Linked DNA regions of Mus musculus: region 1 is linked to region 2. Evidence: chromatin loops called from intact Hi-C (ENCODE). Cell type or tissue: left cerebral cortex. All regions are shown on one strand.

The links. A loop is a pair of places that touch in the nucleus more often than their neighbours do. Peaks named below come from ENCODE experiments on the same cell type or tissue, not always from the same donor. Only the 100,000 strongest peaks of a DNase experiment are listed, where the experiment ranks them.
Region 1: it touches region 2 in a loop (6-fold over the local background); 4 of 42 quality-filtered maps call a loop at or near these places.

The regions. Positions count from the first base shown.
Region 1 is chr11:101,314,042-101,319,041 of GRCm38, reverse strand. Psme3 (proteaseome (prosome, macropain) activator subunit 3 (PA28 gamma, Ki)) reads right to left here and starts at 2,829. Exons shown (of 11, transcript NM_011192.4): 1 at 2,554-2,829; 2 at 1,829-1,861; 3 at 1,651-1,713; 4 at 1,315-1,419. The coding sequence starts at 2,595. In left cerebral cortex, CTCF peaks have their summits at 2,800 and 4,295 (motif pointing left); DNase peaks (open chromatin) are centred at 2,449, 2,893 and 3,054; H3K4me3 peaks cover 1,890 bases; H3K27ac peaks cover 1,297 bases.
Region 2 is chr11:101,440,232-101,445,231 of GRCm38, reverse strand. It overlaps Rpl27 (ribosomal protein L27), which reads right to left and starts at 2,987. Exons shown (of 5, transcript NM_011289.3): 1 at 2,776-2,987; 2 at 2,427-2,509; 3 at 1,562-1,731; 4 at 1-12. The coding sequence starts at 2,507. In left cerebral cortex, a CTCF peak has its summit at 3,054; a DNase peak (open chromatin) is centred at 2,941; H3K4me3 peaks cover 1,080 bases; H3K27ac peaks cover 588 bases.

The DNA.
Region 1 (5,000 bases), 130 kb after region 2:
TACTTTTTCAAGTAATGGGGAATTGGGGAAAGTTCCACTTCAAAAATAAGAAGAAAGCAATCAAGGCAGGTAGGGGATAACTGAGGGAGTATGCATGGATCCTTTGGCTCTAATATGAAGAAATTCCTGATTCAGCAATCTCAGCCCATTACCTTCTATATGGTAGAAGTAATGTTAGGAGCTAAGGATTCAGACTACTGAGGCGTCTCCTAACTGCAGGTTTATCTTGATTTTTAAAGAAAGTATCCCAGTATGTGTCCCAGCTAGCCTTCAACTTCCTATGTATCCCAGGCTGGTCATGAACACACAATTCTCCTTCTCCAGGCAAGCTGAATGCTCAGCCACCGTACTCGGCTTAATTAGTTATAATTAAGAAAGTCCTGAAAGCTAGGAATATAAATCAGTGGTACAGCATTTATAGTTTTTTTTTAAGATTTATTTATTATATGTAAATAAATCTTATATGTAAAAATTATATGTAAATACACTGTGGCTGTCTTCAGACACACCAGAGGAGGGCGTCAGATCTTGTTACGGGTGGTTGTGAGCCACCATATGGTTGCTGGGATTTGAACTCATGACTTTCAGAAGAACAGTCGGTGCTTTTACCCGTTGAGCCATCTCAACAGCCCGGTACAGCATTTATATAGCATGCACAAGACCCTAGGCTCAACTTCTAGGACAGAAAAAACAAAACAAAACAAAAAAAAACCAAGCAACAGCAACAAAATACCAAGCCACAGGAATCTAGATCAAACTATAGCATAGGCGGCGTTCTAACACAATACAGACATGCAACTAATACACTATCAGTGCCAGCTGGCAATAGCCTAGCATTTAGATGGCAGGGCAGGCAGATCTTAATGAGTCTGAAGCCAACCTGGTCTACCTAGCCTGCATAAGGAGTTCCAAGCTAGCCAGGGCTACATAGTCAGATGCTGTCTCAAAAACAAAGCAAAGAGCAAGTAAAGACAGAGACTGCAGCTGTGCAGCAAAACCAGCTGTTCCTCCCATCTGTGAGCACAGCACACTGAACAGAAAAGGCTTATTCCCAAGCAGGCGGAAAGCCAGGTAGCTGAAGGAAGCCTGTGGCTAGTTTAGAACTAATGAAAACCTGGGCTAACATTGAGAGCAGCACTAACATAACTTACCTTGCCAAAACTGAAACTAATGGTCCAAAAAGTAGCATCCTACAATCACCACACCTACAACAGAACCCCAGACCCCACAGGCAAATCCCACATACTCCGGACATCCCCAAGCTTACCAAAACATAAAATACTAAGAACACAAACATAAATGCAAGACACTCACACCATCCAGTCCATCGTGGCTATTGGTGAGGAGAATGGGGTCAGGGACTGGGAGGTTCATGTCTGAGTGGATCTGAGTTAGGTCATGGATATTTAGAATTGGTTCCTGAAAGAGAGGCATTCACCCCAAAACAGTATTAGTGTAAGTTTAAAACAAAATCAAAAACAAGGAGAGAGAGAAAGAGAGAGAGAGAGAGAGGAGTATTTCTTGTGAAATCGAAGAAAAAAAAGAATGCTTTACAGTACACAAGAGAACAGAATCAACACACAATCTGCCCCGCCTGTCACAAAGACAGGGACCAAAGAAGTAATTTAAAGAAACAAAAGTGTCTCTCACCTTCAAAAAACTATCAAGTTCTAGTAACTTCTTTGGGAAAAAATTTGCCACCAAGTCTTCTGCCTAGACAGAGAGAATACACCTGAATTAATAAACGTGGGACAGTCCCTCACTACAGATCTTTTGGGGACACCCCCAGCTATTAACCATCACCACTTTTCTCCTTTACAACACTCACCTCACTTGTGATCCGCTCTCTGAAAGAATCAACCTACAATGAACAGAGAGAGCAACTTAACACCTAGTGATACAAGGGCATGGATGGGGAACCCCAAATCCAGCTGTCTCGCCCTCACCTTGAAATTATAATTAGAAGGTGAGAGGCCCCCAGACTGCAAATACTTCATCTTTTTCAAGATCCATTTCTCCATCTCGGGAGAGGATGTTCGGGTTACAGGCCAGCACCTGTCTCCCCTTCTCTCCCTTCCTACCCACCCCTCACCTCCCTTTGTCCCTCCCTCCAGTTGTCTAAAACCCTCTCAATTTCATAAGCAGACAAAAGCCAGACTGGAAGAAGTGAGCTCACAAACGTGCCAACTCCCACCCAGACCTGGCCCCATCCTACGCAGTAAGCCAGCCTCCAAGGGCAGGGTCAGTGGCAGCGTCCGGGGGCGGGGACGTGGCTGGGCCAGGGGACTTCCACCTGTCATTAGCCTAAAGCATTGAGTTTAACACGTGTCCGCGGAGGAGTCCCTGGTGCACTCCATCACCAGAAGCAGGACAGAAAGCCACCCTATACGGTCCTCTCCAATGCCGTCTCCAGGCGTGGGGGGCTGGGTTGAGCCAGGCGGAAGCTCAGAGCTGGTGTCCCCAGGGAGACAAAGACGACATAGGGAGTGGGGAGCAGATCCGACTGCTGGGGGTTCGAAGGGAGGGATGAGGGGGCCGGAGCTATGCCGCTACCTTGAGCTTCACTTCCTGATCCACCTTCAGCAACGAGGCCATGGCCAGGCCGGGCCGTGTCCGCTCCGCTGGGTGCCGGAGGTGCTCTGGGCTCCGGGGAGGGCACCGGAGGGGCCTGAGGAATCTCCGTTGCCCTCGGGACCCGGGCACCCTCGCTGGCTTGCTCACCGCTTGCTCGTCCCCTCCCTCCGTGCCGGCCGGCCACCCGCCCGCCCGCCTGCTGGCTGCTTGCTCTCTCGCTCGCCCTCCCGGCTTTCGCCGCTCACGCCGGAAGTTGCGTCACAGCCAATCGCCGGCACTCCGGGGAGGATGAGCACGTGCCCTGCGCAGCCGCTCTGATACTCAGTTCTACAGGTTCCTGGAGGGGCTGTCGGAGCTTCCGGGCCTTGTGCCCTGTGGTGGTCAACCTAGGACAGGGATGCTGAGATCCAAACCTCCTGGGGACTCAAGAGTGATGTGTCTTATTGTCCCGGAACTCGACTTCACCGTGGGACCTCATGTGCCGGGGCTTCTGGAAGAGTAGGCGTCGCGCCCTAGTGACGTGAGCCGGAGAAGCCCGCGGCCCGGGTCCCTAGTTTAAGGTTCCGGGCTGTGACTGCTGACTCCCGCCTCCCGTCCCTCGGGCTAGTGTCAAACCGAAGACGCGTTCCATTGCACCGGGCTTTCCGGGGAAAGTTATCATAAACGTGCAGACCTCAGATACCAAATACCTGAAGGACAAATTCACGCCCAAAACAGCCTCGTGGCTTATCTAAGACACAACACGTTGCTTCCAATGACTTGACTAGAATCAAATCCTCCCAGTTCTAGAGGAAAAAGGTTACCATTTTCCTAACGCAAGTCTGAGACAGCATCTCCTCTTTCAACAATTAGGCAGTGTATCTTTTAGTTTGTGTTATTCCATGCAATCAAATGGAGTAGGGGTATGTGCTAGACCCCAGAAAAGTATTCTGGAGAGACTAGAAATGTGCGCATCATGTATATAGGGTAAAGTCTTCTAGCAGACACATTTTTTAAAAATTAAATAACTTTAGCCACTTCCTTTTTCTTTTCTTTTTTTCTTTCTTTTCTTTTCTTTTTCTTTTTCTTTTTTTTCTTTTTTTTTTTTTTTGGCGGGGGGAGGGGGGTTCGAGACAGGGTTTCTATGTGTAGCTCTGGCTGTCCTGAAACTGACGTTGTAGACCAGGCCTGGCCTCAAACTCAGAAATCTGCCTGCCTCTGTCTCCCGAGTGCTGGGATTAAAGGCGTGTGCCACCACTGCCCGGCTTAGCCACTTTCAATAACATTTATATTACAATGCAGTCAGCCTTTTGTATCTGGATTTCCAAATCACCGGGTCAACCAACTAAATGGAAAATATTCAGGAAACTTGAGCTACAAGGACCTAAAAGATGGATGACATAGTGGGAATTAAGGTACTCGCCTGTAAGCCTAGCTATGTAAATTCAATCCTTAGACACATACAGTATGAGAAAGAACCCCTGCAAGTGGTCCTATTACCTCTGCGCACACATTAGAAAGTAAGCAAGCAGCCATAGTAAATAATGACTTTAAATGCCTGAGCTTCGGAGTAAGGCCATATCTAAAAAGTAACAAAACAACCAAACAGGCTGGAGAGATGGCTCAGAGGTTAAGAGCACTGGCCACTCTTTCAGAAGTCCTAAGTTCAATTCTCAGCAACCACATGGTGGCCCATAACCACCTATAATGAAATCTGGTGCCCTCTTCTGGTGTGCAGGCATGTACACAGGCACAACACTGTATACACAATAAATAAATAAATACATCTTTTAAAAAGGAAGAAAAAACAACAACCAACAACAGGAAGTGTGATACACTGTAGTACTCAATAGCCATGTATAGCCAGCAACTCCTATATGGAATGCAACAGCTCTGAGATATAGACAATAAACAATCTGTTTAAAGTTTCTGTTTGTCACTGGTGCTTCATATTGGGGGAAAAAATGCCAGAAAATAAAGTGACCATAATGCAAAGAAATGGCAGGCAGACAATAGCAGGCAGGCAGGCAGGCAGTAACAGGAGTCTAAGATAGTCCTTCCCACTTACTCAAGTGGAAATACCACACACACACACACACCCCTTGTCCACTCACTTCTACCAGTTCACCTTTCACACTACATCCTGTTAACAGTAGTAACTTTCCATCTTACGGGATGCTTAACATCAGAATTCGCTCTCAGATTAACTTCCTTCTACTGTAACTGGGCCACTATTATGTGCGTCTTTCAGAATTCTAACTTCAAAACTAGTGTTTGTGCTTATTGAAATAATGGCTTCATGCTCAAAAACTTGCTTTGTCTTCAGATACACTGTAAGAAGGCAGACATACTTTTCCTGAAAGTTGTAGGCAGTGATCCATCAACTTACTGAGAAAACAATTGTAAATGCCTCTTGTTTTTGTGTGCTCCAGAATGGCTGGCCTTAC
Region 2 (5,000 bases):
TCCACAGAGTACCTGGGTTAACAGTGCAGAGGCAAGATCAGCTAGGGATACCAGGAAGGCAATTAATTCCTTGACCATCTGGTGTGGTCAGGTTACAACCCTCAGCAGCATAGCCAGGAATGTCTATGGAAGCCATGCTACACCTTCATGCAATTCCCTGGAAATTCTCATTTTGTCCTCAAATTTCTGAAACTCCTTTTAAGAGGTAAGATTCACCACACCAGACCTTCCCTTCAATGCAATATCTGGCTGTCTCTCCAGCTAGGTTTTCCTTAGCCAGGTATGGCACACACTTGTAGCACCCCAGGGGCTGAGCTGAGACCTCAGACTAGCCTGAGCTGAGTGAACTTGCATGACCCTAAGAGTCAGACAGCCCCAGCAACAAATCTTGACGACACATGCTGTCGGGTCCCAAGAAATGTAGCTTAGGACCCCTCAATTCTCACAGTCTCTTCAAGGGTAATAAAGAGACTGTTCGAAAGACCTGTCACCGTACTGCTCTGGCTGGAAGATCCACCTGCTGCAGCCTGTTAAATGCTAGGATCCTAACTGTGCATTACCACAGAGATTGGGGTGGGGTGGGTGTACAGTAGTCAACTGTCAGCACCTAGGATTTCTTAGCATTTAATGCTGCCTCCATACACACAGGCAAAACATCTACATACATAAAACACCACCATCAAAACACCAAAACCACCCAAAGAAAAACAATTTAACTGGGTGGTGGTGCCAAATCCCTTTAATCCCAGCACTCAACAGAGGCAGGTGGAAGCTAGCCTTGAACTTATGTGGGAAAAAACAAATCCTAACTATGTGTTTCCGTACACACGAGTACAGGTTCCCTCTGGAGACCAGAAAAGGGTGTCTGATCTGGAGATGGAGTATAGCAGCTTGGAACCTTTTAACATCATCAGGTTCTGGAAATTAAACTCAGCAGCTCCACAAAAGTAAGTATCCTAATGACTAAGCTTTCTTTCTATCCTGGTTCAAAACAAAACTGCACAGAGCCCTCTCCTTCCACCCTTATTCGGGTTCCAGGGATTGAACTCCGGTCACCAACACCAGGCCCTAAGCTGTCTCACAGCCCAAAGAAAACCATCTCGTACAAAGGTGAGGGAAGGCAGACCAGACCCTGTCCTGCGTACCCTAGAAGACAAATCCAGCAACCTGCACTTAATAAGGGCAAGCTGGAGAACAGAAAACGAAAGGGACCTGAGACAGGATGCTCACACCTGAAACCCAGAACACAGGATTCCGAATGTGAGGATAGCCTTGTGCTAAAAGACAAACAAAAACGGATGCAGAAAGATTAATGAACTACAGACTCTATCAAGTCTACTCCCCTCCCCTAACAGCGCTGTGGTCAAACCCAGGGTCTTGTATCTGCTGGGTTACAGTTATACAAGCTTAGCATTCTCAAGATGGAGGGAAGACGATCCCAGGGGCGGGAGAGGAAAGAGCAAGGGAATATGATGGCCCTTTCTTGTTCCACAGCAACCACAAGGCTGCCTCTTCCTCAGAGGAGGATGTGAACTTGCAATTCCATTTCTGGAAGGCTCACCTTGTGGGCATGAGGTGGTTGTAGTTATAAACTTTCACAAAGGACTTGATCTTGGATCGCTTGGCGATCTTCTTCTTGCCCATGGCAGCTGTCACTTTCCGGGGATAGCGGTCAATTCCAGCCACCAGGGCATGGCTGTAAGGGCGGTCCGAGGTGCCATCGTCAATGTTCTAGACGAGAAAAGGGAAAAAGAAAAGTCACGTTACTGCTTCGGCCCCATCTTAGTAAAACTATGTTTACTGAATACACCCTCCACATCTCTAGATTACTCCTTTAATGCTAAGAGTCAACAGGACAGTAACTCTGAGTTAGCCAGTGTTGACTCCTGTCACAAGGAGATTTAGAAGTCCATCAAGGCTAACACTCAAAGTGACCCCTAACACCTTCCCCCATGAAGCTAGTTAAGGTTAAAGCCCAGACTGCAAAGCGGGCAGCCTAACTAACCGGTTCTAGCTAAATGACAGGAGCAGGAAGCTGGAGAGGCCAGTGGTCTTGTGGCTAGGACCACAAGGGTTTATAAAACTGGTAAGAGGCAAGTAGCAAAACGCTCAAACACACCCAGGGGATGCTCTCTAAGTGTAAGTAGTGTCTCCCATCCTACATCCTCTCAGCTGCCTGCAGCACCCATTACTTTGACCTTAAGTAACTTAACACCTCGAAACCTTAGTGCCGGAAATTAAGTTACTGCAAGAACTATACACCACAGCTGTAATATGTACAATACACAGTGGCCACCATTACTACCCATTATGCATTCGCCAGTGCCTATTGTTAGGACAGATCTTAAATTCCCATCCGGCTCATCTTATCCAGCAGCCGAAATCCGCACATGCAAGCAGTCTCAAGAGCCCCGGGGGTCTGGTACCTTCACGATGACGGCTTTGCGTCCGGAGTAGCGTCCGGCCAGGACCAGCACCACTTTCCCGGGTTTCATGAACTTGCCCATCTCTGCAGAGACAAAGACAAGGAAGGAGCCGCTCACAAGTGTGTAAAGCGGAAGGCCCCGGAGCCGACGTCTACCTGCGAGCCCCGGTCGTAGGCCCGCGACTTTAGATCACCCGCTGCCGACTCCGCCACGCGGCCCGGAGGTCCTGCTCGAGGGATGCGACTCCCCGTGAAGCCGCCAGAGGCTCAGAGTCCGAATGAGCCCAGCAACCCGACCCCGGGACCGCGATGGCGGCGGATTGCAAGACCCTCTCCAGGCCTTTACTCACCGACAGCAGGCAGCCGGCACCCAGCAGAAAGGAAAGGAGGGCACTTCCGCTAACCTTTCACCTTACGGAGAGGTGGCTTCACTTCCTGTCCCGCCTCCCAGGCCCAGCCATGCCCCACGGTTGGTGGTCAAAGTTGTTGGCGGAAGGAGCTCGTCAGGGAGGGTCGGGCACTGCGTTTTTGAACCAAGCTTTATTAGCAGCACGAGCAGCAGACAGGAACAGAGCGTTCCGGTTCCGGCGTGTGGAGGGAGGAGCGAGGATGACACCTGAATGTGAGCTCTGTTCTGTCCCCTTCATTGCTGTAGTCCCCTACTCTGCCACTAGGAGGAGGACAGAGTCTGAAATTCACAGTTTTGCTTTGTAAGACCGGGCTTTGCGGGGGTGTGTGTGTGGGGGGGTGTGGGTGTGTGTGTGTGTGTCAGTGGTGGGCGGGGGTGTGTTTGTGTGTGTGTGTGCTGCATAAACCTGTAATCCCATCGTTTGAGGGGCTGAGACAAGAGTTCCAGTTCTAGTCCAACGTAGGTTACATAGACTCTGTCTTCCATAGGTAAATAAATTACAATTTATTTTAATTTAAATAATTTAAAATTATTATCCATAAGAAACAAAATGACAGCCGGGCGTGGTGGCGCACGCCTTTAATCCCAGCACTTGGGAGGCAGAGGCAGGCGGATTTCTGAGTTCGAGGCCAGCCAGGTCTACAAAGTGAGTTCCAGGACAGCCAGGGCTATAAAGAGAAACCCTGTCTCGAAAAACCAAAAAAAAAAAAAAAAAAAAAAAAAGAAACAAAATGACCTCCTCGCGCACAGTTAGATGAAAAATGAAAAATGGAAAAGATCAGACAGTATCCTTATCTCCAACATTCAACCCGATGATGTCAGATATTGACTACAATAAGCATGTGGTACTCCTAGCTTTTAAAATATATTTTTAAATTAAAATATATATTATATATTTGTATATATATATATATATATATATATATATATATATATACACACATATATGTTGAGATTTAGATTTTGTTTTGTTTTGTTTGGTTTGGTTTTTTTTTTGAGACAGGGTTTCTTTGTGTAGCCCTGGCTGTCCTGGAACTCACTCTGTAGACCAGGCTGGCCTCGATAGATTTATTTTTATTTTTTTGTATGAGTATTTTGCTTTTTTGCCTGCATGTATGTATATGCACCAAGATGAGTGTCTATTCTCCAAGGAGGTCAGAGGAAAATGTTGGATGCCCTGGAACTGGTTTTACAGATGATTGTGAGTCACTGTGTGGGTGCTGGGAATTGAGCCTGGGTTCTCTGCAGATCTTCTGCAAGAGCAGAAACTGCTCTAAGTACCATCATCTCTCCAGCCCCTATTTATTATTACTTCAATATTTTTCAGTTCATTTTTTTTTTTTTTAAAGATTTATTTATTATTTTATGTAAGTACACTGTAGCTGTCTTCAGACACACCAGAAGAGGGAGTCAGATCTTGTTACAGATGGTTGTGAGCCACCATGTGGTTGCTGGGATTTGAACTCTGGACCTTCGGAAGAGCAGTCGGGTGCTCTTACCCACTGAGCCATCTCACCAGCCCCCTTTTCAGTTCATTTTAAAGGACTTATTTTCAGTTATGTGTATGTTGATATGTGGGTATGTGTGAGAATATGATGCCCACATAGGCCACAGACATTGGATCTCCTGGAGCTGGAGTTACAGGCTGTGGTGAACCATTTGATGTGGGTACTAGGAAGAGAACTGGGCTTCTCTGGAAGAGCAGTAGTGCTCTCCACTTCTAAGCCACTTTGCTGGCACTAATTTCTGAGACAAAGTCTTACTCTGTAGCTAAAGCTGGCTTGGAAGTCACATTATAGCCTAGGCTGGAATCCAGCTTTCAGTGATCCTCCTGCCTCAGCCTCGTGAGTCCTGGAACCACATCTGGATTATACTTGCATTTCTGTATCCAATAAATATTTTGGGGGGGGGGTTGAAACAGGGTTTCTCTGTCTAGCCCTGGCTGTCCTTGAACTCATTCTGTAGACCAGGCTGGCCTTGAATTTAGAAATCCTCCTGCCTCTGCCCCACAAGTGCTGGGATTAAAGGCGTGCGCCACCACTCCTTGGCTAAAAATGGTTTTATATTTTTTTTTAAACTGTCTACCCCAAGCTGCACTTGAACTCAGCAATCCTCTTGACTCAGCCTCTTCTATCTGTGACTCCAGTCTTGGGTCACCATCCCTGG